2 separate regions of the Mus musculus genome follow, and region 1 is linked to region 2. Evidence: chromatin loops called from intact Hi-C (ENCODE). Cell type or tissue: left cerebral cortex. All regions are shown on one strand. Each heading gives the region's core, and the rest is flanking DNA. Links, peaks and the distances in the headings are about the cores only. Region 1 has its middle 24 kb from the start of Gm6639. Region 2 holds the start of Zfp267 (zinc finger protein 267).

Region 1 (16,230 bases), core at 3,016-11,015, 460 kb before region 2:
GACCAGGCTGCCCTTGAACTCAGAAATCCGCCTGCCTCTGCCTCTTGAGTGCTGGGATTAAAGGCGTGTTCCACCAAGCCCGGCTTACATGACCTTTGATAAGAATTCCTTATTCTGCAGAATTTTTAAGATGTTGGCCATTCTATAGTTGTAGCGATTGTCTCAGCCAGCTCTGCCATCAACTTTGCTGTGTTCTCATAGTGTGTATTTTGGAAAGGCAGAGCCACAGAATAGTAACATAACACTTCTGGTTTTAGTAATTAACCTTCCAGAAGTGTTTAGTTCCTAAGAGACTCGAGTTCCATGGGGTTATAAAGTTTCCACTTTATGAGCTAGTTTAGCAACTGCCCAGTTTTGTACCTTTAGTTTAGTAGACATATCAATATTAGCATGTGACCATGTGATGGAAAATAGAAGTTATTCTATAATGAATCTCTTCTCCAGATGTACTCAGACTTGCTAGCTACTGAGGGAAGCAGGCAATGGTTGAATCTCTCTGAATGTGTGAGAATGTTTTCCTACAGTTTAGTTGATAAGCACATCCACTCAGGAAACCAAGAGGTCAGGGGTCAGCAGTGACTCTGGACAAGACGGCAAACCACTTCTAGGCAATAGTGGTGGCATCGTCTGAGCAGCCGAGGAAAGACTGGGGACTTGTCAGAAGTCAGAGGTCTTGGTCAAACTGAAGACGAGTCTTGAAGACTTTGTTGGAATACTGGAAACATTAACAAGCAATCTCAGACCTTGAGCCACACGCTTCCCTTGATAAGTATGCATTTTGCTCACAACAGTTCATTTGAGATTGTTTTTTGAGATGTGAACTGAAACAAGCATGCATCTGTTTGTTCAATGATACACTGTACTGGAAAGCTGAAAGCTGGCAGCAGATGTACATTTCCACTCATTTTAATTTTTGAAATTAGCAAAGTAAGCATGGATCTACTTTTGAGATACTGTATGATGTGTGAATGAATCGGCCCAACAATGGATAAAACACAAACTCTATAACACTAACAAATCCACTAAAACACTAAATGTATGAATCATGGAAAGAAAAAAAAATGTATTAAGATTCCATCTTAGACCAGATAAAACAGCCAACATCCAAAAAATAAAACAATAAAAGATATCAAATCCTGGTTCAGTTGCTGGGGGAGAAAACTCTTACTGAGTGCTCACGGGACTATTATGGTCCAACCAGTATGTGGGCACTGTGGAGAGTCCTTAAATTTTAAAAGTAGAACCACTGGAGCTGGAGAGATGGCTCAGCAGTTAAGAGCACTGCCTGCTCTTCCAGAGGTCCTGAGTTCAATTCCCAGCAACCACAGGTTGACACATAACCATCTTTAATGGGATCAGATGCTCTCTTCTGGTGTGTTTGAAGACAACTACAGTGTACTCATATACATAAAATAATAAATAAATAAAACCTTGGCTACCAAGAGCTGCTAAAAACAAAACAAAACAATAGTGTTTTGTTTCTCATACATACCTATATTTCAGCATATTATAAAATACTTATAGATCCATCTGTCTTGCTGTACTATCTTCAGTTACAAATGGAATCAGTCCAAACATCAATCAACTTAAAATTATAGGAAAACAAATGTGGTACTGTCTGCTGTAATCTCAGTAGTTAGGAAATAGAGGCAAGGGGACCAAGTATTTAATATCAACCTTAAATTCAAGACTAGCCTGAACTACATGAAACCCTGTCTCAAAACAAATTAAAAGAGGGACTGCATGGGGTGTGAGGGAAGAGGAAGATGTCTCAATGGAGAGGAGAGGGGAGAGCAGAAAAGGTAATGGGGAAAGAAGACACATACTCCATCATTTCCATCATAGACAGATATGTATATACACATACATGTATGAAGCCAGAAAGGGCCCTGTTTAAGGGGTAGAGAACAGAGGGGAAGGAGGATGGAAACCGTAATAGTGGGATATATTTAACGTGAGCCAAGTACAATGATACATACATGTGAAAATGTTACAATGTAATAAATAATAATAGTAGTTAAATCTAGTAGGCTTTTTCTCCAGTATTCTGGAAGGTTCTTAGTGCAGAGATACTTGTATTTGTATTGCACTGCTCCGGAAGCTTTATGGAAAACACCTTGGAGATCTTGTCTCTGATTATGATTTAGCATCCCAACAAATCCTTTCACTCTCAATCATATAAAAATACACACAGGACGACAAACAGAGCTTAACTAGCAGATCTAAAGAGGAAACAGCGGAAGTGTGGGTCTTACCCCAGACTCAATGAAAGAACATAAGGACCACCATGAGTCTAGAAAACCACCAGCCCAAATATAAGAATACATGCCCTTTCATCCATGTCTGCCCTCCCGATGGTCTGTTTCAGTGTTTATTACAGGCACTTGAGCAACAGGAGACCTATACAAAAAGCTGTCAGCCCTAGCAAAAACCTATCCCAGGAGCCAGCCACTACCTGAAACAATCGATGTCTTATTTTCAAACTAGTTCCACAGTTCTGATCTCTCTGTCCTGTCCTCAATGAGTCTTCAGTGTCCGCTGCCATCCAATGTTTTGCTGAGGCTTCCTGTCAACTGATACGTTCTCAGAATAGAAGATCAGGCCATGGCACAAGTGAGAGTGGCCAGTGCGGAATGGTTGGACACATGATCAGTCGCACCACTGGAGCAGAAGAGCACACAGACCAGCCTAGGCCTCAGAGTATAGATTGCTTCTGGCACTCCTGAAGCATGATGCATGTGTGAAGTGACTATAACGTATGTTCAGAAATGCAAATGCTCGTATTAAATGCTCTCAAGAAAGTGATTTTCCCATTCCTAAATTAAGTATGTGAAATGTTAAATATATCCCAAGATGTGCAGTGAAATTAAAACAGTCACTTTATTCACATACACTGTCACACTTATGTCATCAGAATCCTGCTAGCTAGCCATTTCAGAAATACAAAATACAGAAAAAAGGTATGAAAAAAGTCTCCATGCTGGAACAGGAGTTGGGAGTTAAATGAGGAGGGCAAAGGAAAGGATGAGTAAGGGAGGGAATAGAGGAAGGACAGCTAACTAAGGGTCATTTGAGGAGTCATAGGGAATCCTACTTTTGTAGAAACTTCTTAAAATATATAGAAAAGAAATCCAAATGGAATCATCAAATAGCAGGGAAGACAATGCCCCAACTAGATACTTTCACCACCAAATAAACCATCTAGTGCCAGGAATAGGGTACATCTAGTTGAGTTGTTGGCCAAGGGGCCCGATGGAAACTCCCAAAACATTTCAAGCTGTTGCCATGGCTATTGGTTGTTTCCAGCAAACTGTTTAAACGCATAGTTTAGCACTATTGCTAAAGACAACACTTAAATATGTGACTGAACAAAGAGAAATTGAGGTGGTGCCTAACTTGAGCTACTTATCTTTTCATAGTACTAGCAAGTACTCTGCACACTACCAGAGAAGCTCTAAATCCATCTACAATTGTAACCTGCCTGCAAGACATGCTGGTGCAATACAGGCATTGACACTGTAGTAATAACCAACTATTCTCTGATTGGATTTAAGGCCCACTCCACAAGATAGAACCCATGCTCAACAGTGCTCAGGTGGCCAAAAATCCAAGATAGACCTCAGATATGGGGGAAACCCAAATACCAGTGTCCTGCTAAGCAGTGGTTGTCAGCTCATGGGTTGCTACCCCTGTGGGGGTCAAATGTCCTTCCACAGGGGTTGCTTATCAGATATTTATACCACAGTCCATAACAGTTGCAAAAGTACAGTTATGAAATGAAATGATTTAATGTTTGGGGGTCACTACAACATGAGGAACTGTATTAAAGGGTTGCAACATTAGGAAGGTTGAGAACCAGTGCCCTAGAGAACACGTATGCAAGGTACTGGGTCCTCTCTTGTCCTTTGCTTCTTGTGTAGCTAATTATAACAAACTAAATTGTAAGTAAGTATAGTCCCTAAAAATTCCCACCTATTTCGGGAAAGAGAGAACCCTAGACCATCATGTGAACAAGGCGTCAAATAGAAAGTGACCAGGAACAAAGGAAGCTACATCCCGGTAGCTGTGGTTGGAGTCAGTTCCATGGGGACACTACAAAGCAGGTCACGTCAATGTGACACCAAAGAGCACAATTGCATTAGCAGTCAGCAGCACCTCCAGGGTCAGCAGTAGCAACACTGGGTACAGCTAACAGACAGATAAGGTCAGTGGTTAACTAAGAAGCTGGAGGTGGACAAGGGTTGGAGTGGTCTTCAGCTACCATTAACTGAGCAGAATGACTTCCATGGTTAGGCCAGAAAAGGCCCTATGATTGATTCATCCTGCAATGTGTTCAAAGGATTCATCATAATTCTTATTAAAAAGTCCCTAGACCGTTTCATATTGTTGTCCAGGTGGGTTTCCCTTGAGAAACTCTCCCACTTTGGGGAACTTTTATCTCTTTCCTTCTTTAACTTTATGTACTAGCACCTGCCTCTGCTCTGCTTGCTCTCACATCTTCAATGATCCTCCATTCGAGACAACAGACTGGGAAATGCCCATCAGGAATGAAAGAAATCTTACTGATCTAAAAATCATGCATCATTGTTATACAAGCTGGGAATCTCTAGACCAGAAACCTAAAACCCAATGTTTAAACATCTGAAACATTTTGAGCCTGGACATGGTACCACAGTAGAAATTTTCACATCAGAACCCATGTAACTGATAACAGTAAAGACAGAAGTACATTTTAAAATATTGGTCTGGAGAGATGTCTCAGCAGCTAAGGGAACCTGCTGCTCTTTTGCAAGACCTGAGTTCAGTTCTCCAAACCCACATCAGGCCTCTGGCAACTTCCTATAACTTCAGGGAGCTCAGAATTCCTTTCTGGCCTCCTCAGGGGCCTTCCCAGCCACACATACACACATACATAATTTTAAATATTAAATACTTTGAAAGATATTATACACACAAGGCACAGTGGCACATATCTGTAATCCTAGCCCTTATGAGACAGAGCCAAGAGGATTCCCACAAGTTTGATGGCAGCCAAATCCGCATAGTAAATTCTAAGCCAGCCAGTGTATGCATAGTGAGATACTGAAAAAGAAACTTATTTATGTAAGCTATCTATATTATAAATTATGTTATAATTATACATTTGTGTGACATTATTAAAAATTACCTTTGGGCTATATATGAGGTGCTTATGAAATTAAAGTGAGATATGTCATTACATATCTGCAAATAGTCCAAAATACAAAAGAAATATAAAACCTGAAACACTCTGATTTCAACCATCTCAGTTAAAAGACTAAGATTTTTTTTTTCCTGTCACATGCATTGAGAGGCCATGTGTTTGCGTGGTTAGTAACTAGGGCTGTCATTGGTCATGATGGTCCACTCCTGTGCCCAGAGCAGTAGTCAGGACACTAAGGTAGGAGAATGGCAAGTGACACCCCAGCCAAGTATGTCGCAGGATAGCTCTCGCTCGCTCGCTGTCTCTGTCTCTCTGTCTCTCTCTCTGTCTCTCTGTCTCTGTCTCTGTCTCTGTCTCTCTCTCTCTCTCTCTCTCTGTGTGTGTGTGTGTGTTTCCCTTCCTCTCAACCTCTCCTCCTCTCCCCCTCTTCCCCCTGCCTGACATTCCCCCTCCCCTGCCACCAAAGAACTGTGCCGTGAAATAATGCAGATCAAGAATCACCTATTCTCTGTGATCTTGCACAAGTTAGTTATCTATCTTCCGTAACACTGGGTTTATCTTGCACAAGTTAGCTATCTTCTGTAACACTGGGTTTCTGATTTCTGAAATGAGACCATATGCTCCTCATAAAGTCGGTGCAAAGTTGAAATAAGATGAAACATGTGACTACTTACTCCACACAGTAATTGCTCAATAAACATATGTTATTCCTTCTACTGTCTTAACGTTGGAGATAATAACCTAGTAACTGTAGACACTACAGCCAAATACACGGGTTCAAAAGTCAGACCTTGGTTGGGCTATTTAGTTAACAGCGTGACCCTAAGCAAGTCACTAAATCTCTCTGCCTCCCTTTCCCAGTCTTTAAAATGGAGATAGTTACTGTGCTAATCTCACAGGGATATGAGAGGATTAAATGAGGTCCTGGTACATGGTCAGGACCTTCTAAGTACTGACTGCCACAGCCACCAGCAGCTGGCTACTCTGCTTCCTTTGATTTATCCATGGTTTTCTGACTTTCCCATCAATTGTACAATAATACACAAAGTGGTTTTCATGTGCCTCATTCCAGTCTTAGGGTATCCTGTGATAGAAACAGAAAGGAAATTTAACACAGATTATATAACTTTCTCACGAATATTTGTCCATGCTAAATCATCTATTTTAATGTCATTCAATATGGTTATCACTTTTATAATATTACATTTGAAAAAAGAAATTAAGGTATAGCACACACACACAAAAGTACTATAGGTTCCTTGTTTCAATTCATTGAGAGCGTGGCAATGAAGCTGGTCTAAGTAGGTGCAATTCTGCCCGCTTAGCATAAGGTGGCACCAAAGTATGCTTCAACCTATGGTTCCAGTTAGGTAATGCTTTGAGAAGCCGTGAGTTTGCCTGGTTATGAACTGCGGCACACCTGAACCATAAGCAGGCAAGAGACTGAGGTAGGAGCTTTGGACAAGGTCTAGGAATACAAAAGTCTGTTTAAGTGTCTTGGCCCATAGCTTCTCCAAAGTTTGTGTGCCTTAAATGTCTAGAAATGGGTAAGACAAGGAACATTCCATTGCAAATGTGTCTAAAAGTCACCTTCTAGGGCTCATGCCCCTTCAGCTTTAAAAACTCCGGGGAGCTAAGGAATGCTGAAATCAGGAAAAACAGCCTTACCCAGGGAGGACCACAGTAATGGGCTACCCAATATCAAACGGTCAGCTCTGAAAATATGTGCATACAAGTAACAGTATATAGACTGAGCAGGTTGTATTTATGTATTTAGGAATGTGTGTGTGTGTGTGTACATGTATGTGTAATAGCAATTAAAGAAAAAAGATCATGAATTTGAAAAAGAGCAAAGTAGGCAGGGGGTATATGGGTGGGTTTGCGGAAAGAAAAAGGAAAGGGGAAATGATATAATTAAATATACTCTCAAAAAATTTTTAAATTATGGATAAAGAGTCACCTTCCAGTAAAGCGCCAATACGACTTCAGCAAAAGTATTTAGCTTCTTCCAGGAAGCTATGCTGTTTTTCTGTTATGCTAAAAACAAACAAATGGGAAAGAAAGGGAGAGGAAGCAGCAAAGAGCAGTAGCTCACTTGGTAGAGTACTTGCCTTGGTAGGCCTTGGCACACACAAAGGCCTGGGTTCGATGCCTGGCACAGTGTAAACCCAGCATGGAAGTGCTCACTGTTATCCCACCAAAGAAGAGACAGAAGCAGAAACATGAGAAGCTTAGGGTTATCCTTAGTCCACATGGTAAATTCAAGGCTAGCCTGGGCTATCTGAGGTCCTACCAAGAAAGAGGGGGGGGAGGGGGAAGGGAGGGAGGGAGGGAGGGAGGGAGGGAGGGAGGGAGGGAGGGAGGGAGGGAGGGAGGGAGAGAATGGGAGAGGGAACCTAAATAAACAGACTTTGAATCTACTTTAAATCAATAGCCCTTGACCAAGTGGGAAAAGGGCAAAAGGGAAGAGAGACTTCGTTAGATAGTTTGGTGGATGCTCCTGGAGAACTGCTCTCTGAGAAAGATTGTAGCCTGAGATAACATAATTAGCCTCTGTGGCCTACTTTCTGTGTGTGTGTGTGTGTGTGTGTGTGTGTGTGTGTGTGTGTGTGTGTTTACGCGCATGCGTGAGGGGGCATCCCTGTCTTTCTGTTGTCCCCACTGAGAGGTTACCTTTCACTTCCTCCTCCAAAGGATCCCACCACCACCCCCTCCCCATCCTCTCTCTTGTATGAGACTTGTTGGTTGGTGTGATTTCTGCAGCATTCCATGGCCCCTATCTGCCAAGGAATTTTTCCAAGGCTAAACCCTAACACTGATACCTTGGCTCAGAAGGTGCCTGTACTCCCGCTAGCTCAGGGTTTGAGCCACACCAGGACCCTAGCTACAGGTGTCACCTGCAACAGACCCACTTTCTAGCCCACTGATTGATTGGCCCTCCATCCATCACCAGAAAATTTTGGGTATTTCTAGCTAGAGTAAATAGAATTAAAGTTAAACTTTAAGAAACTAAATTTCTTTTATCCAGATGATACTGAATAATTAGAATATATATACACGTGTAGACACATAAGTGTACACAGAGAGACAGTGAAAACCCTTGACTCTTTTAAATACTAGTTTTGAATAAGGGAGAGGTTTAGGGTAAGCAAACAGTGATAACACCAACAAATACATGCTTAAACAAAAGGACATAAAATCTTCATGTGTAACCTCACTAAAACCAAGATTAGTATCATTTTATCATTAGAAATATACCAGATAAGATATTAATTATCATGAGCATGTTTTTTAAAACTCTAATTCCAAAAGAGACATGAAAAAGGAAGAAAACTGTTTAGTTACTTGGGCTTCTCAGTTGCCAATGAGTATCATCCGGCATTGTCAAAGTCCACGAGGATGTGCTCACAGATGGCGTGAGATCTCACCACCTCAAGTTTCACAGTATGGAAGGGAGTTAGAAGTACCTGGGTACAGTCCTGACCTTTTCATCAGAGTGCAGTCCTTAACATAATTTCTTTCTGTTGTGTGATGAATGAAATAGTCTTTGAAGACAAATTACTTGATAAATGAGGCAGTGTTTGTAGACAAAGGCTATGCTGTGGCCACTGCCTGAGGTGTGTAGCCAACCTTGATGATCAGTCCATATACACATGCCCACAGGCCTTTCAGCAACCATAATGGAAAGAGTGTTCATCTCTTAGGAGTCACAAATACATTGTTTTTGTGACAAGAGCTCACTGTGTAGCCCTGGCTGATCTGGAATCCATCGTAGAGATCTGACTGGCCTTGAACTCAAAGATCTGCTTGCCTCTGCCTCTAAAAGTGTGTGTGTTCCACCAGGCCCTGCCACAATCAATAAAAACAAAAACTAATATAGTGTTTGATTATAGAAAGTAGTGTTTCTCTTTGAAGAGCCTACTTTAAAGCTCTTCTACCTGGGCTTCTGTCTTTAGTTTTACAAGATGATGATTTTAAGGAGAGTACCCAAATCTCTGTTCACATGTCCCCAAATCATGTTCACATTCCCCTCTGCCTATCATGGTCATAAGGAGACCTAGTAAGGCTGAGGAGTATTGAAGAGTCTGAGGACTCCCCAAACCTAAGTCACTCTCAAGCAGTATTAAACCAAATAAATTTATATTGAAGACAAAATAAATAAATAAATAAATAAATAAATAAAGGATTCATGACACATTAACTGTAGGAGGAAAATAATTTAAATGTGTTCTGTGCACAAAACACAGAAGGGCACATTGAGACTCTTGACGATGTCAGACTTTATTAAATAATGATAAATTCACAAGCTATGTTGCTTTTGCTGGCTACGGTTTACCTGGGTGTCCCAGTTTCCCTTGATAGCAGACTATTGGCAACACACATTACTTTATTCCGGTCTTAATCACTAACATCAACTCTCAGATCTGACATTGTACTTCAGACTCACAAGTGTGCATACATGTGTATGTGCATGTGTGTGTCTGTATGCATGTAAATTGCAGAATGGCTACTAATGGGTTAATGAAGTGGTATAGTTCAAAGAGGGCTTTACAAAAAAATTGGTACAGATGCAGGTACTGCAGGTAGTTTTAAAATCCAGTTGGAGAGCAAGCCGGTGGCACTGAGCTGAATCATGGGACCACAAGGTAGGGCAGAAACGCAGGACGACAGTGGTGAAGACCTGGTCCATAGGTATAGACAGACAGACCAACAGATGGCAACTCATAAGGGATGTTTCAAGAAGTAAGGAGCTTGCTGGGCTGAAGCTCAAGAAGTCTCTGCCCCCATACCAGACAAGTGGATGACCGTTGCTGGGACTGTCATCATCATGGTATTGAGTGTCTGTTAGTGGGGTCTAGGTAAGGAGATCTCACCCTTCCTTGGCCTGTGTGTTTGAGGGTTTCTTGGGTCTGGATTTTTCTGTTGTGGTTTCAAATCTACTTTGATAAGTTTATAATTGGTACCTTTTTTAAGAATCAGTTATCTGCGGGGCCTAGCAAACACATAAGTGGATGCTCACAGTCAGCTATTGGATGGATCACAGGGCCCCCAATGGAGGAGCTAGAGAAAATACCCAAGGAGCTAAAGGGATCTGCAACCCTATAGGTGGAACAACATTATGAATTAACCAGTAACCCGGAGCTCTTGACTCTAGCTGCATATGTATCAAAAGATGGCCTAGTCAGCCATCACTGCAAAGAGAGGCCCATTGGACTTGCAAACTTTATATGCCCCAGTACAGGGGAACACCAGGGCCAAAAAGGGGGAGTGGGTGGGTAGGGGAGTGGGGGGGAGGGTATGGGGGACTTTTGGGATAGCATTGGAATGAGGAAAATACCTAATAAAAAAATTAAAAAAAAAAAGAATCAGTTATCTGGCAGTCTGTGCTTCCGGTGGTATCTACGTGGACAGTCATGTTGCCTCTGAATTTGCTGCTTTGTAAAATGGAGTCACCCAGGGCACAGCTTTCACATAACAGAGGAGAGCACAGCCTGAACCTCTAGCGAGAGCACGTGATTTAAAAGAATCCACATGAGTACAGTGCCCTCAGAGGCCAGAAGAGGGTGCCATAGTCCCTGGAGCTGGGTAGAATTATAGGTATCAGACATGAATGCTAGAAACTGAACTCACGTTCTCTGGAAGAACAGGAAGTTCTCTTAACTGCTGAGCCATCTCTCCAGCCCTTGCTTTCCTGTTTTCATTGATAGGCTTACGTTAAGCAAGCCTTTGCTCACTATGCCTGTCTTTTCCCATGATACATCTGCTATTAATCATGTGCATGCCCGATCATGTATAAGCATACGATGGTAAGTAGATGTTCTTCCTACAAGTTCACACACAGGACACACTTTACCTCTCTGGGAGTCATCGGAGACCGGCTGGATCGATCAATCCACTGTTCCCAGATGTGCTTACTGTCTTTTGAGCCCTCATCTGTCTCTCCGCCCTTGAGCTTACATTTCCATTGAGATACCCTTGATGAAATCACCAACTCTGCTTCATAAATTGGCAAATCTTAAAGTTCTTTCAGCGACTGAGTTAAGGTTCATAAAAGTCCCAAGGGTGCTAAAGGTGACGTGTGTCCTCGTCTTCCCGCCTCCGGTGACGTCATCGCTAAGACTCTTGAAGTGTGATTCCTGTGAATAGTCTACACCTGTACTTCCGGCTGTGTCTTACTTTCGTCGGAGCAACACTCTTTCTTTCAGGCCTCTGTGTAAGCCTGTATGAAAACAATTAACAAAATCTCTGCTCCAACAGTCCTGAAATTCTTGCTATTGAAGTCCCATTTCCGCCTGACATCTTGGTCCTTAAACATCTTGGGTAGCTAGCTGCTCAGGCTAGGATGGCGGTGTAGAGCTTTGTCTCTGACCCCTCACTACTGGCACCTCCCACCCCGGTTGTCTTCAGGAGGATGTCATGAGCTAACTTAGTAAAAGGCCTGGGGAAAGCATAAATAGCCCTGGTCAAGGTAGGGTCCTGCAGATCACTGACCTGCAAATCATTGTCTCCTGCAAGGACAAGGTGCAAACCAGTTTCTAGCGACAAGTGCCCCTCTGGTTAGCTACAGGCTTGAAACTTTTTCTTCTGGTAGTATGAGATTCCCGAGAGCATCCCGATTTTAGGGGTGGTCACTCTGTCATAATTTGATAGCCAAAGTAAGGAACAAAAGAATCCTTTAGATCCTTTGTCAGTCCATTTATAAAATTCCTGGAATGTGCCACTTCGGCATGAGTGTTGTTTGGAGTGGAAGGTATTTGAAAAGCAGCAGATGCTGAAGGAAAGGAATCCCCTTCATTCCCTTCTCCTTGCATACAGGAGAATAAAAAAAAAAAAAAAACCTACACTGAAGACTAGGCAAAAAAGAATGCCTCTCAATGGGGAGGCACAACAAACAGGATTCTGTACAAACAAACCCTGCTAAAACAATTCCTATTTTCCTTTAGCCTCCTACAGAATTTACTTCTCTGTACTCGTGTCTCTGTTCAACTTAATATAAAAGCATTCGAACGTCACCCCTTCCCTGATGTTTAGTTCTCAGTCGGAGCTCCCCAGTCCACAAAACTAAGATTAAATACTTATGTTCTCCTCTTACTTTTTTCATGTGTCAAATTAGTTCTTGAGCCCAGCAGGGAAGCATGAGAAGGCAGTGATAAAATTCTGCTTTTCCGACTCAAAACATTATTTGAATTCATCCCATTATGTGTTGCCTCAAAGACATACAGTTAAAAAAAAATTGAAACACTGAAATTAATGACTGATATATTTAATTTTGAGATTTATTTTTTAATAATGTGTATGTGGGGGAGGATGTGGTGGTGCCCATGATGGGTAGTAGCATCAGACCTTCCTGGGGCTTACAGATGGTGTGGGTGCTGGGAACTGAATTCCTACCCTCTACAACAACAGTATACAGTTTACTGCTGAGCCCACTCTCTGGTGGCATATAGGCTGATTTCTGATTAAGCAAATAAAGTAACCACATACTTTCCTTCTTATTTAAATCCTGACAATACCACTAAATGAAGAAAAATGAATATCTGTAGGAAGGAAGAAAATGCTGGGAAGATAGATGACTTAGATGATGGGAAAGAGGATCTAAGTTCAAGCTCCCAGAAGCCACTTGGAAAAGCCCTGTATGGCAGCACACACTGTAACCCAGTTGAGGCTGTAGTGACAGGAGGAATCCTGGCTTGCAAGCCAGCTAGTCTACACAAATCAAAAGGCCTCAGGTTCAGTGAGAAACCCTGTCTCAAAAATAAGATGGTACTGGCCTTGGTGGTACACATCTTTAACCCCAGAATTTAAGAAGCTGAGGTAGGAGGATTTCTGAATTTCAAGACATCACGGTCTATATAGAAAGACCCTGTCTTAAATAAAAAATTAAGAGGAAAAATAACTGAGAAAGAGGGTACAAAGAAGGAGGGGAAGGAAGAGGAAGAGAAAGAGAAAAAATAACAACAGTAAAAGAGACTAGAAGGGGTATCAGTAGGTGTAACAAGCAGAGTATCTCATCCAAGGAAAAAGAGCTACCGGAACTGAAGAGATCCCTGACAGGAGGAACCTAACTGGACCTGCTGAACCACTGAGAAACTTAGGACTTGGAAGCACCACGGGCCACACAGGGTGGAGATGCTAGCTTTGAATATATTAAGGCAGCAAACTGATTGAAAAACCCAAGTGGAGCATGGACCTCTACCCAAACGTGGCTCCCTGAAACAGAAGCTCCTATGCCGAGTTTGCTTTCATACTGTTCACTTAAAAAACACCGAGCAGGTGGAACTGGGCAGGGCATGGAGCTCTGTGAAGCTTTGGTTCAGTCTCCAGCAGGAAATAAAATTAAACCAAACCCCACAGGGGTTCCCTGAGGAAACTAACTGGGTATCATCTCTCAACACTGGCAATCAATCTGCCCCAAAGGAGATGAGAAAGGGGAACACACTCTCCACGAGGAAACAGCACCCTGCCTAGGGGAAATGCATGACCCAGTAAATCATTTAAAAGATTATGAGAGACTTTTTTGTCACTCAATTGTGCAACTCTTGAGCATTGACTTTGCAGGTGACAGGGTTGTGTTACAGAGCCAAGAGGGTGGACATGCCTGTGAGTGGCACCTGGCCCTTTGCTCTTTACAGCCTCCAAAACATTCCTTGTGCTGTCTTTCTGGGTCCCTTCCTTTGTCTCCAAATCAGGATCACACCTGGCCAATGTGAGCTCTTGCCCTCCTCTCTATCACATTTCCTCTCTTCCTTTAGGAAGATTTGGATTGCATTTGGGGTTCATCTGGGTCATCCAAGTTATGTTTGGGGTAGAAGGAGACAATACAGGGCTTTTTTGTAACTCGACACCCTGGCTCCTTGTCCTATTTCACAATGCTTATTACCGACCTAATGGGGACAGGTCTCAATCTTGCCTGTGATTAGCTGGAGAAGAAGCTTTGCTTGCCATCCAATCCCAGTGAAGCATGCTCTGAAAAGATGCTTCAGCAAAACGCATCACTCCTCGATTGGCCCTCTCTTCGGCTCTCAGAAGATCACTGTTCTGTGCTGTGTTTAGCAAGATTCAGAACTCAGGAGCTTGAGGCTGACATCCAAAGAGTAGATGCAAAAAGCTTGCATTCCCCACCTATCAAATGAATAAAATCAAGAACAAGAAACTCTCACAGGTCCAGATTAAGGGAAAACCATAGGACTCACAAACCTGATTATTTTCTCTATTAAAACAAGAGATCTTTGAGACTGCATTTCCCTCTGCCTACATTTAATTTTTTAAGTGTCTTCAAACAACCCAACAACATGGGGCCCAGGTCCTCTTTGCACCTTCAAAGGACTATTAGCCTGCCTCACAGTTAATTACATATGTTCTTACTGTTTTCTATACATTGTAGGTGTCTATAGGCATGGGAAGCAGGGCATTAGCTCAAATCCCCACCTCTAGCCCTACCTTAGCCAAACTGTAAATCAATTTACTTTCAACTTCTTTCCTGATGTTTTTCAAAATACAGAGAAACTGTGTGACAAATTTAACAAATCTAAATGTCCACTAAGAATAACAATCAAGGCAGCTCTGTAGACAAAGGAGAAAGAGGCAAATGACGCAAGTTTGAGACTGGTGCCCCCACCGGGAAATAGTCAGACAAGACACCATGTGACTGCATAGAAGTTCAAAACGAAACAATGCTTGGCAACACTGACTGGTGCAACATGGATACTCAGCTTCCTTACAACAGCATCTTCATATGACCAGCCTCCTACAGAAGGATGTTCCTGTCAGGGAGCTCTTGGCATAACACCCCAGACCCATGCAAGAGGCAGTAATCCCTACCGCTAGGGAAAAATCTCCATCCGTTCCCAGGATTCCGTCATTCCTTATCTCAGGAATGAGTCACCCTTCCATTAAAGTTTGCAAACAAACAAACAAAAACGGAACCTAATGGACCAAACAAAAAAGTTATTAAAAGTCCCAAGAGTCCTGACTGTATCTTAAGAAGCCGGCACTCTCCCTTGAGTGAATACTTTTAAGTCTGTAATAAAATTCTTCCTAATCCCTCTCTTTGTCTCATTTCGAAGTTCTTTTACTAACAGTGACAAGAAGTCGGAAATACTGGGTATATGTTTCATTCAGTTCTGTTTCTGAGACCTCAGCTTTCCTGAGTGTTCTATTAAAAACAAAAACAGAAACAAAACATAGGCAGATGCATTGTATTCATCTGCAACATCAGAATTCATTGAATAGCAATAAATTCACAAGCTATAGCTTTTGACCTGCAGTTCCCAAGTGATCTTGATTTTCCTCAAGAGTGTGGCCATTAGCAATCACAGATTGTATTATAATCTTGATTACAGGTACTAACTCTGAGATCCCACATGTCTGTGCATGCACACACGTGTGTGCAGGTTACAGAGTGACTGCAAAAGATTAGAGGGGTTCCAAGGTCAAAGAAACAGAGAGCTGACACGGATGAAAGACTCCCTGTAAGCCTGTTCTACAGAGTGAGTTCCAGGACAGCCAAGGCTACACAGAGAAACCCTCAAAAAAAAAAAAAAAAAAAAAAAAAGTTGGCTGAGATGCTAAGGAACCCAGCAGGAGAACAGCTGGAGGCAACCAAAGCTAAGCCAGCAGTGGTTCAAGATGAGTGAAGGAGAAGCCAATTTAAAGGTTTTGGATGCACTAGAAACAGGTCATTAGAGCATGTGGGTCCATTTCAGAAAATGGGCCCTGTTAAGGATAAAGTCCCTTGTAACTGTTACGTGTTCTCAGCCCATAGACCTTATGTCGTATGCATTGTGTAGCAAGTTCCTCTGAGAGAAAACATTCCATTTTGGAAGGGTGCCTATTAAGAAACAGGATGTTAAAAGGGAGGTGAAACGGTAGTACATTCTAAGGAGAGGTGAAACGCCCTATCCTGCAGGGAAGCACCTTAAGCTCAGGAAGCAAACAATTCAGTGGCTTCAGGAAGTTCCTGAAACTGAAAGGCTAGCTGGTGAGAAAGGCTCAGACCAACTGAGATGCCTGGAAAAGACACTCTCCAACATGCACCTTGTGCAGTG
Region 2 (16,230 bases), core at 5,227-13,226:
TGCTTTGTGGATACTTTTACTTTTCTTCTGTTTTCTGTGGCGCTCCACCCAAGACAGCATTTTTCATCAGGTCCCCCATTTCCAGGCCCCTCATTCTGCAACCTCCTGTAGCCATCCGGCAGCCAAGGACAAACTGGGTTTACCTGAAAGGGGGACTGGGAATGAAAAAGAGGCAGGGAGGGGGTGGTGGTGAGAGAAGAATGAAGCCAAGATAAGGTTCTGATCAAGGCTCCAAGTTTAATATTCAGCACTGTGTTTATATAGGCAAAGCTCACAGACCCATCCTTTGTTTCAGCTGGAGTATGTGGCAAAGCAAGGTCAGCCTGGCAGTCTAGTCTTCTAAGTTCCTGTGGGAATTTGTAGATGCAACCATGCAGATGACTCCACCAAGGTTGATAAGGTCCATTGTGGTAATCACTCAAAAATGGGTAAAATGGAGGAAGAAATAGAAATGATGAAATTAATGGGGTTTGTCTCTTTTGACTCCACAAAAGGGAAGCAGGTAGTCAGCTGCAGTGAAGTAGTTGGAAAAGGGGAACCTAGTGATAATGTAATAGAACAAGGAGGCCATGTTGCAGCTTCTACAAGCAGCAGAACCCAGCAGCTATGGACATATGGTTCTGGCTTTAGAGTCAAGAGGCAAAGGAGACTACTGGGATAATTGATGCTGGCTAGCTGGAGCTAAAAAATTAACAGTGATCAAAAAGAGACTAGCATCACTGAGGTGAAATCTGGGAAGTGTTTCCTGAGATCAGAAAGAAAACCTGTGTTCCAGAGATAGCCAATGTACCTCATGCTAGCTGTACTTGGTAATGTATAAGAGTCACCCAGGTGGTACTGATTTTGAAGGCATGAAGGAGTCATGAAGAACAACTGAAGTTTGGCACTGTGAGAGGCCATAGAAGGCCATTGGTGAAGGTACAGCCTCAGGTGCAGTTGATGGCCCAGGACTGAAGGGGTCATGCAAAGAAGTTGAGGCTTGGCACCATGAAGAGAACCTATGAGAGGCTATTGATGAAGCCTAGTTGCAATGGAAGTCCCCAGTGTGTTGGAGATGCCAGTACCATGGAATGATCATCAGGAATAGCAATGGCAGTGGACTAGATCAACCTGAGCTTAAAGTGCTACAGAGTGCAGAGCTGGAGAAGTGACACCAGCTCTTGGGAGGAGCCCAGAAGATCATGTGTGAATCCCAGACACTGATACAAGAAGTTATAACATTGAGGTTGCCTTGGAGATCCCAGATGTTTGAGGTGCTAAAGCTGTGGGCTATCTGCAGAGGAAAGTTACTAAGAGGGAGTGAAACCAGCCCAGGAGAAAGAAGTTTGTTGTAGTCAACAAAGATGAAAAAGGAGTTGAAGATTGGAAGACTGCTATAGACTATAGAGACTTTTGAAGTTGGACTAAATATATTTTGTATTATGCTAAGTTTAGGTATGTCCCCCATAGACTCATATGTTTGGGCAAGTTGTTGGGGGCCAGGGAGTGGAATGTGATGGTTTGTATATGCTTGGCCCAGGGAGTGGCACTACTGGTGTGGGCTTGTTGGAGTAGGTGTGTCCCTGTGGGCAAGGGCTTTTTATATCCTAGTCATAGCTGCCTGGAAGTCAGTTTTCTGCTAGAAGCCTTTAGATGAAGATGTAGAACTCTCAGCTCCTCCTGTCCCATGCCTGTCTGGATGCTGCCATATTCCCACCTTGATGGTAATGGATAAACCTCTGAACCTGTAAGCTAGCCCCAATTAAATGTTGTCCTTTTAAGAGTTGTCTTGTTTGTGGTGTCTGTTCATAGCAGTAAAACCGTAACTAAGACAGGGTGTCTTAAAAAAAAAACCTGGGCATAAGGTCATTCAGGCCACTTGTCTGCATTTGGCAGAAAATATCAAGATCAAGGAAGAATGTTAAAGTCTAGAGTGCCCTCTGGTGGCCATTTAGATTGATTATCTACTGACACAGGACACAAGCATAAAGACAAATCAAGCATTTTGGGCCCAAGGTGTGAGACAGTATCAGTTTGGATAAATTTTAAATCAGGTACCCCACAGGTATCTGAGGATCAGGTTTAGACCTGGTGGTGCCCATTTTTCCAGCCTGCGTTGAGGACCAGAGACTAGAACACAGCATCCCACACAATAGCCTGGGGTTGTACAGTGTGTGTGTGGGGCTGGGGGGGTGGGGGCAGGGTTGCTGGGGTAGCCTTGAGAGAAGGAGATTTCTTTCAATTCCATGGGTCTCCCCCAAACAGAGACAGTCTCCAGAGCATGCTTGCCCTGGCATAGGCACGGCTCTTGGCAGGGAGCATGATAGGTTCTGGACCTGGAAGAAGTAGCCAATACTTCTTAGGCTGCAAATGGGAAGGGTGGTTTGCCTCCAGTTAAAAGTTGACTTCATCAGGTAGAGAGAAAGACAGAGAGGGGGAAAGGTGCTATTCCCACTGGGCTGAAGGTTCTTCACCTCCTGGGTTTTGGCACCAAGATAATAGATTTCACTGCCAATGTAATAAGCCAGTTCGAGCCAAATTAAAAGTATAAAAGCCAGTTTATTTGGGAACAACTCCCAGGTGAGTTCACCAGTCTCAGAGAATGAGGCCAGAGAAATCATGTCCAGGCTATTGCAGGAAAGTTTTTATCCATTGTAGGTGAAGAAAAATGATGTGTTAGCCACAAATTGGGCTTGTGCCTAAGTATGGTCACTTAGATGGGATTTGGGTGGCTGGTGACATCAGGGGAGAAGGTTGCAACAGTTGTCAGAAATGTGGAACAGGCTTTTGTCTCCTTTTCTTTGTTCAGAGGCTTTCTGAGTGGGTGGGACTGGAGAAAAGGGGAGGAATGGAGTTTACCAGACCATGCAAGGCGGTGAGCCAGAGTCTCCAGCTGAATACTTGTATCCTCCTCTGGTAGGCTAGATCTCAGTGAAGTCAGTTTCTCAGAGTTTGCTGGGGTGTTGTCCTTTAGTCATTTGAATTCCTTCCTGGGTAAAGGCCGTCTGTTTTGAATTTACTTAAGTAGAAACCTGGCATCTGGCTGAAACATTTCATACCAGGCTGTCTAATTTAGGTATAACATCCCTTGGTCTAAGAAACTCAGAAAGTTTGTGGAGCCCAGATGAGTAGCCTGGTGAGGATCTGTGTTATCAGAGTCCTGCCAGTTGTTTTGGGGAGGATTATATTTCCCTCCAATGAAGTGTGGGCTTGTGCTGTCTTTCTTTTCTTCTTCTTGCTCTAATTCCTCTTGGTTGTACCATTGGAGTCTCAAGCAACAAAGGGTCAAGGTATGTCATCAGAGTATCAGTAGGTCTCCATGTTGTATAGCTTGTCAGGCAGCCAGGTCAGTGGCCTGGTTACCTCTTCCCTCAGAAGAGTCATCTTCTTAATGCCCTTGGCACTGGAGGATAGAAACTTGTAGGGGAAGCCAAAGCACCTCTAGAAGAGCCAAGATTTCCTCTTTGTTCATAATGTCCTCCCCAAGTGGTAAGAAGCCCATTTCCTCTATAGAGTACTGTCCCTAGACATGTACAGTAGCAAAGGCATAGTGACTTTCCATTTGTCTATGTGTGTGTGTGAATCATACATGTATACATATATGTATGTATGTATGTATGTATGTATGTATGTATGTATGTATGTATATAAAATGTTTCCTTTTCTCCATCCCAGAGCCTGGGTCAGAGCAATCAGTTTTGCTGTCTTGGCTGAGGTTCCTTGCCCTAAGCCTTGGTTCTAAATCTTTCCAGTTAAGTAAACTGTAGCCCCTTCATTCCTGGTTCCATCTTTAATGAAGCTGCTCCCATCTGTGTAGAGCACTGGGTCTCCTGGACCACCATGATCTCCTTGAGACAGTCATGCATGAGCACTTGTGAGTCATTATCTGGTAAGATGGTAGTAGTATTGATGGTGCTGAATTTCTAAAACTGGACTTGAAGGTGGTCCAGGAGTAGGACCTGGTACTTGGCCTTACGGGTATTAGTTAGCCAGTGAGGTCTGGTGTTCCTCAGAGGAGAGCCTCAACTGCATGGGGTGCTCTGAGTATAAGATCTTGATCTAGAGTTAACTTGTCTGCTTCTTTTACTAGAATAGTGGCAGCCACCACAGCTCTTAGAGAGGTGGGCCACCCTGTGGTTACAGGGTCCAATTTACTTGACCAGGTATATCACAGGGCAATGCCATAGCCCACAACCAGAGGTGACAGATGAGGCAACTCTCACTGAGGGAAATTTAGATAGGGGTGACAGAGGGGCCTGGATAGCTGCAAGTGTTGACACTTTCTTTCTCAGAGCCCTGGAATATCACAGGTTTACACCCTCTAGGAAGAAGTACCCCTGCCAAAGTCCATGGCCTGCATGGAGATTGTAGGGTTGGTCAAACTGGTGAGGATCTCGAAAGTATTTTGGTGGGATGTCCAAATATTGTGGTGTACAGACCCAAAGAAAGACCACTCAGCATGACCTAAATCCAAATTGAGAGTCTGTTTTAATCTGCAGCCACTTCCTAAAGAAAAACACTTCTCATGGAGCAGCCTTGATTATATTTTACAGGGAGCTTTTAAAGGCAAAAATCACAGAAAGACTATTACATCCTGGTTGGCAGTTGCAGGGGGAAATTAAGCGTGTACACAGTTCAATAGAAGCCAAAAGCAATATGCAGTTAGCTAAGGCATTCTGACTGAATTTCTAGAACAGGATTGCGTACTTTCCCGTGGGACTTTTCATGGCAGGGTAGAAAATGGGGGTGAGAAGGTCTTTTCCAGTTAAGCCAAAGATTGCTCTAGCAGAGACAAGATGGAAGAAACTTTGCCCTACCACATGAGTCACGTATAGAAAGTAATAAATCAGTAACAAGTATGATTTAATAATAACAACAATAATAACGATAATCGCCCACTAAAGAAAAATCCAGAATCTGAGGTTTTTACTAATGATTTCTACAAAATACTTAAATAATTAATTCCAGACATTCTTAAACTCTTAAAAATGGCAAACAGGAGAAACTAATACAAAGGGTTGGAGAGATGGATCAGTTGTTAAAAGCACTGCCTGCTCTGACAGAGGATTTAGATTCTATTACCAGTAACTATATGGTGCTAACAATTCCCATTCCAATTCCAAAAATCTGATGCCTGAATGAAAAAAAAAATATATTAAAAGAGGAAGACATGATTATTCCTAAAGTATGGAGATTTTTATTATAGATATATGGGAAGAATCAGGCAGGAGGAAAAGTACAGGCTGAACATGGCTGGCAGACTAAACGGGACTATAAGAGGAGAGAGAGGGAGAGAGAACAAGAGTGGAACAGCTGATCAAGAGAGGTGACCCTGAGGGGCAAAGGCCAAGAGATGGGAATAGTCAAAATGGCTGTTGTACAGGGATCCAGCTGGGGGAGGGAAAGCAGCAGCCCAGCCCCTGGGAGGGAGAGGTTTAGAGCAGTGGAGAGTGAGGAAAGCTGGGAGGAGCCACAGGTACTGAGGGATGCTGGGAAGCTGGCCAGTATCTGCTTTGATATGTTAATAGGCACCTCAGTTAGCAGTTTCTCCAAGGTTTCTGAGATCTAACAATGTCTTAATTTGGCCTGAAAAATAGACATGCATGTGGTGAACAGTCATACATGTGGACAAAACACCCATACACATAATAAATTTACAAAAGGAAACACTGATACTAATTATATATATATATTATATATATATAATTATATATATATGTTTATATATATATATATATATAAACAGCAATAGCCACTTATCAAAGCCAAATAAGAACAATAAAGGAAAAAAATTAAAGGCTGATATTCCTTTAAAAAAAAAAAACAAACCTAAATTATAGAAGAAAACTTCCCTAACCTAAAGAAAGAGATGCCATGAACGTACAAGAAGCCTACAGGACTCCAAATAGACTGGACCAGAAAAGAAATTCCTTCTGGCATATAATAATCGACCAACAAATGCACTAAATAAAGATAGACTATTAAAAGCAGTAAGGGAAAAAAGGTCAAGTAACATATAAAGACAGACCTATCAGAATTACACCAGACTTCTAACCAGAGACTATGAAAGTCAGAAGATCGTGGACAGATGTTATACAGACCCTAACAGAACACAAAAGCCAGCCCAGGCTACTATACCCAGCAAAACTATCAATTACCATAGATGGAGAAACCAAAGTATTCCATGACAAAACCAAATTCACACAATATCTTTCCATGAACCTAGCCCTTCAGAGGATAATAAAAGGAAAACTTCAACACAAGGATGGAAACTACACTGTAGAAAAAGCAAGAAAGTAACCCTTCAACAAACCTAAAAGAAGATAGCCACAAGAACAGAATCCCAACTCTAACAACAAAAATGACAGGAAGTAACAATTACTTTTCCTTAATATCTCTTAATATCAATGGACTCAATTTTCCAATAAAAAGATATAGACTAACAGACTGGCTACATAAACAGGACCTAACATTTTGCTGCATACAGGAAACCCACCTCAGGGACAAAGACAGACACTACCTCAGAGTAAAAGGCTGGGGAAAAAAATTCCAAGGAAATGGTCTGAAGAAACAAGCTGGAGTAGCCATTCTAATATCGAATAAAATCGACCTCCAGCCCAAAGTTATCAAAAAAGACAAGGAAGGACACTTCATACTCATCAAAGGTAAAATCTTCCAAGATGAACTCTCAGTTCTGAATATCTCTGCTCCAAATGCAAGGGCAGCCACATTCATTAAGGAAACTTTAGTAAAGCTCAAAGCACACATTGCACCTCACACAATAATAGTGGGAGACTTCAACACACCACTCTCATCAATGGACAGATCGTGGAAACAAACTAAACAGGGACACAGTGAAACTAACAGAAGTTATGAAACAAGTGGATTTAACAGATATCTAGAGAACATTTACCCTAAAGCAAAAAGATATACCTTCTTCTCAGCACCTCATAGTACCTTCTCCAAAATTGACCATATAATCGGTCACAAAACAGGCCTCAACAGATACAGAAATATTGAAATTATCCCATGCATCATATCAGATCACCATGGACCAAGGCTGATCTTCAATAACAACACAAATAATAGAAAGCCAACATTCACGTGGAAGCTGAACAACACTTTACTCAATGATAACTTGGTCAAGGAAGAAATAAAGAGATTAAAGACTTTTTTAGAGTTTAATGAAAATGAAGCCACAACATACCCAAACTTATGGGACACAATGAAAGCAGTCCTAGGAGGAAAACTCATACCTCTGAGTGCCGCCAAAAAGAAACTAGAGAGAGCATACACTACCAGCTTGACAGCACACCTAAAAGCTCTAGAACAAAAGGAAGCAAATTCACCCAAGAGGAGTAGAAGTCAGGACAAAATCAAACTCGGGGCTGAAATTAACCAAGTAGAAACAGAAAGAACTGTACAAAGAATCAACCAAACCAGGAGCTGTTTTTTTGAGAAAATCAACAAGATAGATAAATCCTTAGCCAGACTAACTAGAGGGCACAAGGGCAGTATTCTAATTAACAAAATCAGAAATGAAAAGGGAGAAATAACAACAGAACCTGAGGAAATTCAAAGCAACATCAGATCCTACTACAAAAGGCTATACTCAACAAAACTGGGAAACCTGGATGAAATGAACAATTTTCTAGACAGATACCAGGTACCAAAGTTAAATCCAGATCAGATTAATGATCTAAACAGTCCTATATCCCCTAAAGAACTAGAAACAGTAGTTAATAGTCTCCGAACCAAAAATAGCCCAGGACCAGATGGGTTTAGTGCAGAGTTCTACCAGACCTTCAAAGAAGACCTAACTCCAATTCCCCTTAAACTATTTCACAAACTAGAAACAGAAGGTACTCTACCCAATTCATTCTATAAAGCCACAATTACTCTGATACCTAAACCACACAAAGACCCAACAAAGAAAGAGAACTTCAGACCAATTTCCCTTATGAATATTGATGCAAAAATACTCAATAAAATTCTCACAAACTGAATTCAAGAACAAAATAATCATCCATCATGATCAAGTGGGCTTCATCCCAGGGATGCAGGGATGGTTTTAATATGCAGAAATCTATCAACACAATCCACTATATAAACAAACTCAAAGACAAAAACCACATGATTATCTCTTTAGATGCTGAGAAAGCACTTGACAAAACCCAACACCCCTTCATGATAAAAGTCTTGGAAAGATCAGGAATTCAAGGCCCATACCTAAACATAGTAAAAGCAATATACAGCAAAACCAGTTGCCAACATCAAAGTAAATGGAGAGAAACTTCAAGCAATCCCACTAAATTCAGGGACTAGACAAGGCTGCCTACTTTCTCCCTATCTATTCAATATAGTACTTGAAGCCCTAGTCAGAGCAATTCGACAACAAAAGGAGATCAAGGGGATACAAATTGGAAAAGAAGAAGTCAAAATATCACTATTTGCAGATGATATGATAGTATATATAAGTGACCCTAAAAATTCCACCAGAGAACTCCTAAACCTGATAAACAGCTTCAGTGCAGTAGCTGTATATAAAATTAACTCAAACAAATCATTGACCTTTCTCTACACAAAGGATAAACATGCTGAGAAAGAAATTAGGGAAACAACACCCTTCACTAGTCACAAGGTAATATAAAATACCTTGGTGTGAGTCTAACTAAGGAAGTGAAAGATCTGTATGATTAGAACTTCAAGTCTCTGAAGAAAGAAATCAAAGAAGATCTCAGAAGATGGAAAGATCTCCCGTGCTCATGGATTGACAGAATTAATATAGTCAAAATGGCTATCCTGCCGAAAGCAATCTACAGATTCAATGCAATCCCTATCAAAATTCCAACTCAATTCTTCACTGACTTAGAAAGGGCAATTTGAAAATCCATCTGGAATAACAAAAAAACCTAGGATAGCAAAAACTATTCTCAACAATAAAGAATGTCTGGTGGAATTACCAGGCCTGACCTCAAGCTGTACTACAGAGCAATTGTGAAAAAAAAAACTGCATTGTACTGGTACAGCCACAGACAGGTAGATCAATGGAATAGAATTGAAGACCCAGAAATGAACCCACACACCTATGGTCATTTGATCTTTGACAAAGGAGCTAAAACCATCCAGTGGGAAAAAAGACAGCATTTTCAACAAATGGTGCTGGCTTAACTGGAGGTTAGCACGTAGAAGAAGGCAAATCAACCCAATCTTATCTCCTTGTGTTGTGTCCGGCCAGCAGACCACAACCTGGGTTCTAGCCTGGAAAGGCATTTTGGAAACCTGGAAGAGAAGAGGGGCTAGGTGGCGAGAGAAAGAGATGTAGCCAAGACAGTTATTCTGATCAAAGCTCAAATTCTATTGTTGCGACACTAGTTATGAAGGAAGGGGGAGGGGACCCGATTCCCGCGGAATAATCTCTGGTCCAGTAGAAAGGTGCTCGTGTGTGGCTCCGCAGGTTCCAGCAGTGGGCGTGGCAGAACGAATGAGCAGGAAGCTCCACCCCTGAGCAAGCAGGTTTCAGGCTGGGGGAGGGGAGACTACATCCTTGTACAAAGCTCAAGTCTAAGTGGATCAGAGAACTCCACATAAAACAAGAGACACTGAAACTTATAGAGGAGAAAGTGGGGAAAAGTCTTGAGCACATGGGCACACAGGAAAAATTCCTGAACAGAACAGCAATGGCTTGTGCTGTAAGATTGAGAATCAACAAATGGGACCTTATAAAATTGCTTCTGTAAGTGAAAAGACACTGTCAATAAGACAAAAAGGCCACGAACATATTGGGAAAAAATCTTTACCAATCCCAAATCTGATAGAGGACTAATATCCAATATATATAAAGAACTCAAGAAGTTGGACTCCAGATAATCAAATAAACCTATTATAAAATGAGATACAGAGCTAAACAAAGAATTCTCCACTGAGGAATACCGAATGGTTGAGAAGCACCTGAAAAAATGTTCAACATCCTTAATCATCAGGAAAATGCAAATCAAAACAACCCTGTGATTCCACTTCACACCAGTCAGAATGGCTAAGATCAAAAATTCAGGTGACAGCAGATGTTGGTGAGGATGTGGAGAAAGAGGAACAGTCCTCCATTGCTGGTGGGATTGCAAGCTAGTGCAACCACTCTGGAAATCAGTCTGGTGGTTCTTCAGAGACTTGGACATAATACTACTGGAAGATCCAGCAATACCTCTCCTGGGCATATATCCAGATGTTCCAACTTGTAATAAGGACACATGCTCCACTATGTTCATAGCAGCCTTATTTATAGTAGCCAGAAGCTGGAAAGAACCCAGATGTCCCTCATGATTCCTCAGAGGAATGGATACAGAAAATGTGGTACATTTACACAATGGAGTACTACTCAGCTATTAAAAACAATGAATTTATGAAACTCTTAGGCAATTGAATGGATCTGGAGGATATCATCCTGAGTGAGGTAACCCAATCACAAAAGAACTCACATGATATACGCTCACTGATAAGTGGATACTAGTCCAGAAGCTTAGAATACCCAAGATACAATTTTCAAGACACATGAAACTCAAGAAGAAGGAAGACCAAAGTGTGGATACTTCATTTCTCCATAGAATGGGGAACAAAATACCCATGGAAGGAGTTACAGAGGCAAAGTTTGGAGCTGAGACAGAAGGAAGGACCATCCAGAGACTGCCCCACCCAAGGATCCGTCCCATAAACAGCCACCAAACCCAGACACTGTTTGCATATGCCAGCAAGATTTTGCTGACAGGACCCTGATATACCTGTCTCGTGTGAGGCAATGCCAGTGCCTGGCAAATACAGAAGTGGATGTTCACAGTCATCTATTGGATGGAGCTCAGGGCCCCAAATGGAGGAGCCAGAGAAAGTACCCAAGGAGCTAAAGGTGCCTGCATCCCTATGGGAGGAATAACAATATGACCTAACCAGTACTCCCAGAGCTCGTGTCTCTAGCTGCAAATGTTGCAGAAGATGTCCTAGTTGGCCATCATTGGGAGGAGAGGCCCTTGGTCTTGTGAAGATTATATGCCCCAGTACAGGGCAATGCCAGGGCCAAGAAGCAGGAGTGGGTGGGCTGGGGAGCAGGGTGGGGGGAGGCTATAGGGAACTTTCAGGATAGCATCTGAAATGTAAATGAAGAAAATATCTATTAAAAATTTGCTTTTGAAAAAAAAGTTTTATTTTTATTTATACGAGTATACTATCGCTGTCTTTAGACCTACCAGAAGAGGGTATAGATTCACATTACAGATGGTTGTGAGCCACCTTGTGGTTGCTGGGAATTGAATTCAGGATCTCTGGAAGAGCAGTCAGTGCTCCTAACCTCAGAGCCCAAGGCTGATATTTCTAATGAACCTATACGCAAAAATCCTAAGTGAAATACATGGTAAAGTTTATTCTGTGTGCTGTTGTGATGGCTCACTAGGTAAAGCCACTTGCTGCCAACCCTGACAACTGAAATCATGTGGATAAAAAGATGGAGAGGGATTTTAGAGATGGCTCACCAGTCCACAGTGCTTACTGCTCTTGCAAAATTGAGGGGCATAATTTTGTTGACCAAGAACATTCCAGTTGAGGATATTTTCTACAGTAAGCAAAAGTTCTCACTAATTTTCAGGTTGAAAACTGTAGGGCTGCCTAGGGCTACTGCCAGTCACTGCTAAGGACACCAAAAAGTCAATTTTATATCGGTTTTCATTTTGGATAAGGATGAAGGCAAAACCTTAGCGAAAAGAATATTGTATGACAAAATGAAATTTTGTATAGATCTATGTGTTTTAAAATTTAGGTCCTCTAAAGATGTTCTATTCGGACTGAATGGAACACACTATTCTTTGTACAAAACATATTTTTCAAAGAAAAGCAAAAAAGTCATAAATGCATGATGGAGATGATATTGGGCTCACTGTAGAAACACTTAAGATTAGAACTAGTGTCTCTATGTGTCTATGTGTGAGTATGTGTGAAGTTTAAACTGCAGACTACAAATGAATACCTAATGTTTGTAAAAATATTTATAATGAGAACAGAGAAATTAACATATATAATATAATATAATTAGTATAATATGAACTTAGCCTGACAGTAGCTATTGAAGTTAGAAGGTACACATTTTGTACCAACTTCTGCTTAAGGTAGACAGAAAAATCACATGTGTTAGACGTAGACAAAGTTATCCTCTCAGCCTTTGGAAGGAATCTTGCAAGAATTTAGAACAATGTGAAATAAATGAAATTTAGATCCAGATATATCAAACCACAACTTACCCAAAGTGTAGGCCCCTTAGGCATGAATAAGCAACCATGCTGAGAGATGCTCAGTGCAGCTGTGTATGTCATGGAAGCGTGAGAGCTTCCTCAGAGATGGCTGTGCTGGGCAAAGGTTACTTACTTAAGTGGCCTCCATTGAGATTCAGGAAATCTGTATGAAATACGTTAAAAACATATATTCCACTAAACTGTACAATTTAAAAGAGAAAGATCAACTTCTAAATGCATATGATTGACTAAAATGAAACCAAGGTCTGATAAATAATTTAAATCTCTTTCAGCAGACACTACATATGTCTTTAAGTCACTCATTTTCTTAGTAAGATATTGTTTCTGGTGTAGTAATTTCATCCTGCTTGCAGCAGAAACAAAAATATTATACTAATTCCAAAAATAAATGTGAAAAGAATTTTCATGCCTATGGGGCACATTATACATGTCTTCAAATTTCTCTTGTAGTGAAAAGTGGAAAATGTATGGTTGATTCTTGAGTTTTCAAATCTTTCCTCATTTTCTTTGAAAGAAACATTTTCCTCAAATTAATTTAGGTTCTTTGCAGAAGGCATAGAAATATTCTGTCAAGAAGATCATTCTCAATACTGATGAATGGTTGGTTAATGGACACAAATCCTGCTCCTTTAATTAAGTGTTACTATTCAAGTCCTAAAAGACCATATAAAATGGGTGATCACATGTCCTAGAGTAAACATTTGGGCTTTGGAAGTCAGGAAGTCTTGTGGAATTCTAGCTTCATTTGGGTATATTCCTTAACTTGGAACAATTTCACAAACCTGATTGATAAGAAGATGCATAATGGTACTGAGTGCAAAAATGTTAGCATGTCTTCATTCTTCCTGTATCCCGAGACTTAGGCAACATGGTTTTTCTGTAGCTCCTATCAACAGGTGTCTCTGTTTCTGTACATTGCAACTGAGTTGGTCTCTTCCTGCTGTGGCTCACAAAACGTTGTGTCTATGAAATTATTAGTCTGATACCTAGGCTGAAAAGGTCTTTTTGTTTTTCTTTCCAGTCTTCCTCATCTCTCTGAGAACAAGTTTACACGGGAAGCTGAAAAGATGGGACATTATGAGAGCAGTAGGAGTAAAGTTGAGCCAGCTCACTCTCCGGGGCTGCACCATCCGGGGCTGTACCACCTTGACACCCATCAGCTGACCAGATCAGAAATAGTTCAACTGAACCTCAAGTGAGGAGCTGCCTTATCACCATCCGCTAAGTTTTAGTGTGGTTTGTTATTCAGAGATAGAAGATGAATGCACACTTACAGGCACGATACCATGACTTAATGATATTTTAATCCTAAGTTACCTGGCAAATAGTAGCTGCTATATATGCATTAGTTTACTTCCCCACTAATTAAAGTTGGATGATCTATTGCTAGATGGTGTTGAATTATACAGAAAAATTTGTAGACATGTGTGCATATGGTTGGGTAATTAAATTTGCACCATGTCTCACAAAAGAAAACCCGAATCTACAGCCTGACAATTAGGTCCAAGGCCAAACTAAAAAGGGGTGGTGGTGGTGGTGGTAATTTTTCTTATAATCTATTTAAATCACAGGGGGGCAAGGCCATGGAGGGATCAAGAGACAGGCTTCCCTCCTCATGTGCCCACCTTTGAACACTCCTGGTTGAAGTCCCCTGATCTGTTTTAGGACATGGTTACCCCCATTCACTGGGACCTAAAAGAAATATTGGCAGGAAACTGTGTTGCTTCACTTCTGACATAAATGGGAGAGATTCTCAGGTTCCCCTCACTTTCTTGAGGTCAGGAAAATTATAGCTCTCAGAAGAGGACTGTGACAGACGTGACCTGAAACCTGCTGAAGACCCGAATTTGGATGATTTAGTATAGTAACATATATATATATATATATATATATATATATATATATATATATATATATATATACACACACACACACACACACACACACATATATGTGTGTGTATACATATGTGTGCATGTATGTATATGTGTATATGTATGTATGTATGTATGTATACATATATGTATATGTGTGTGTGTGTGTGTGTGTAACCAATTCCACATATGATGATATGTTTGGATATACTGGGTTTTATTACAATCACTGTTTTAACTTTAATATGAACAGTAGAAAATTTTAAATTAAGTAAGTGTCTTAGTCAGGGTTTCTATTCCTGCACAAACATCATGACCAAGAAGCAAGTTGGGGAGGAAAGGGTTTATTAGGCTTACACTTCCATACTGCTGTTCATCATCAAAGGAAGTCAGGACTGGAACTCAAGCAGGTCAGGGAGCAGGAGCTGATGCAGAGGCCATGGAGGGATGTTCTTTACTGGCATGCTTTGCTAGCTTGCTCAGCTTGCTTTCTTATAGAACCCAAGACTACCAGCCCAGAGATGGTCCCACCTACAAGGGGCCTTTCCCCCTTGATCACTAATTGAGAAAATGCCTTACAGTTGGATCTCATGGAGGCATTTCCTCAACTGAAGCTCCTTTCTCTATTGTAACCCCAACTGTGTCAAGTTGACACAAAACTAGCCAGTACAGTAACACTTGAGTATTACTCCCCCTTTCTATATTCAATATTGCTGATTCAGGAGATTTTTTTCCCCTTTTAAAATTTGAAATTCAAGGACAGAGCTCAGGGGGAAATGGTGCCAAAGCTCTTCTCTATTGCGAATAATATACATATATATGATTCATAAATTGGTCTGACTTTATATACAATAGTAAATGGGAATGATTCCTCTAGGGTCAGCTTTACTACAACTGTACCAAAAACTTGTCATTTCAGCCCATAGGGTAGTGCTGGGGCCTGATGGGGCGGGACCGGAAAGTCATCCAATCAGCAGCACGATGGTGAGAACTTCGAATCAGACGTTTAGACAGGGTAGAGGGGGCGGGCCTTCATGCTGTGTTTCTGAAGTCCAGGATCTTGGAATCCTCCTCAGGCTGGGTCTCTTCCGGTGTAGACTGTAGCTCAGCCCTGCGGCATCCGTTTGCCCTGCGTCTGTAGGGTGCCGGGCCATCCACCGGGAGGACGCGGACTCCGCGTAGTCAAGCCACAATGGTGAGTGTGCATGGTGTCCTGAGACTGGAGGGAGGCTGTGTAGAGCCGGTGGGAATCGGCTGCGGCCAGTGCTCGATGTGGGAGGACGGTGAGCACTGCTGAAGCCTGCTGGTGAGTGTGTGCGTGGCGCGGCGAGGCTGGAGGGCTGCGGGGAGCCGAGGGGGAGCCGGCGACTGCATGGGGGGCGACGGCGGCCCCGCCTTCCTGCGGCCGGCCCTTGGGATCGGCCGGCTTGAGGTCCCCCTTGGTGGGCCATGCGTCACCGCGCAGCCTGAGCTGGAGATCCCCGGTACCCGGCCGCGCCCCCGAGCTAGCCGGTGCAGTGAAGGCCCAGGGTCAGACCCTGCTGCCCTGGAGTCCTCAGAGGCTCCAGCCTAGTAGCCCGGATTGTGCGGCGATAACCTGCAAGCGTAGGGCTCCCGCAGGGAAAGTGTTCAGTGAGGTGTCCTGTCCCTCCTCCCGAGCAGTCTAGATAAACGCGAAGCAGAATCTCCTATCCAGATGACTGCTCTTCCCCTGTCCTCGCTTCTCCTCTGGTTGGAGGAAGATTCCTAAATTTCCATCTCCTGACCGCATTCCCAAATGCCCATTTAAAAAATAATATTAACACCCATTTCCCACGCAGCATTTCAAATAGACATACATTTTGCTTGATTGGTTTTTTTCCCCACTCCACACACTGGGCGACATTTTAAAAAGGATTTACCCTATGGATATTTAACATAAAATCACTTGATTTTTTATTAAAACACACACACACAATGCCTCTCATTTTGTCATCCTTAGACACAGGAACCCCAATCAGAATGCTTTGGGGTTGTACTTGCCTTTTGGAGATTTTCCATAGTGATGGGTCTATCTTCATCTGACTCTACTTGGCCCTTTCCTTGCC

The links. Peaks named below come from ENCODE experiments on the same cell type or tissue, not always from the same donor. Only the 100,000 strongest peaks of a DNase experiment are listed, where the experiment ranks them.
Region 1: it touches region 2 in a loop (2.9-fold over the local background); 22 of 42 quality-filtered maps call a loop at or near these places.

Annotation. Positions count from the first base shown.
Region 1 is chr3:35,682,450-35,698,679 of GRCm38, forward strand. No RefSeq gene overlaps it. Among named protein-coding and RNA genes, the nearest start is that of Gm6639, 24 kb to the left of the region's middle. In left cerebral cortex, for the core only: CTCF peaks have their summits at 6,512 and 10,744 (motif pointing right); DNase peaks (open chromatin) are centred at 6,521 and 10,753.
Region 2 is chr3:36,135,858-36,152,087 of GRCm38, forward strand. It overlaps Zfp267 (zinc finger protein 267), which reads left to right and starts at 15,223. Exons shown (of 4, transcript NM_001101478.1): 1 at 15,223-15,338. The coding sequence starts at 15,336. In left cerebral cortex, for the core only: no CTCF peak of the experiment used is centred there; no DNase peak of the experiment used is centred there.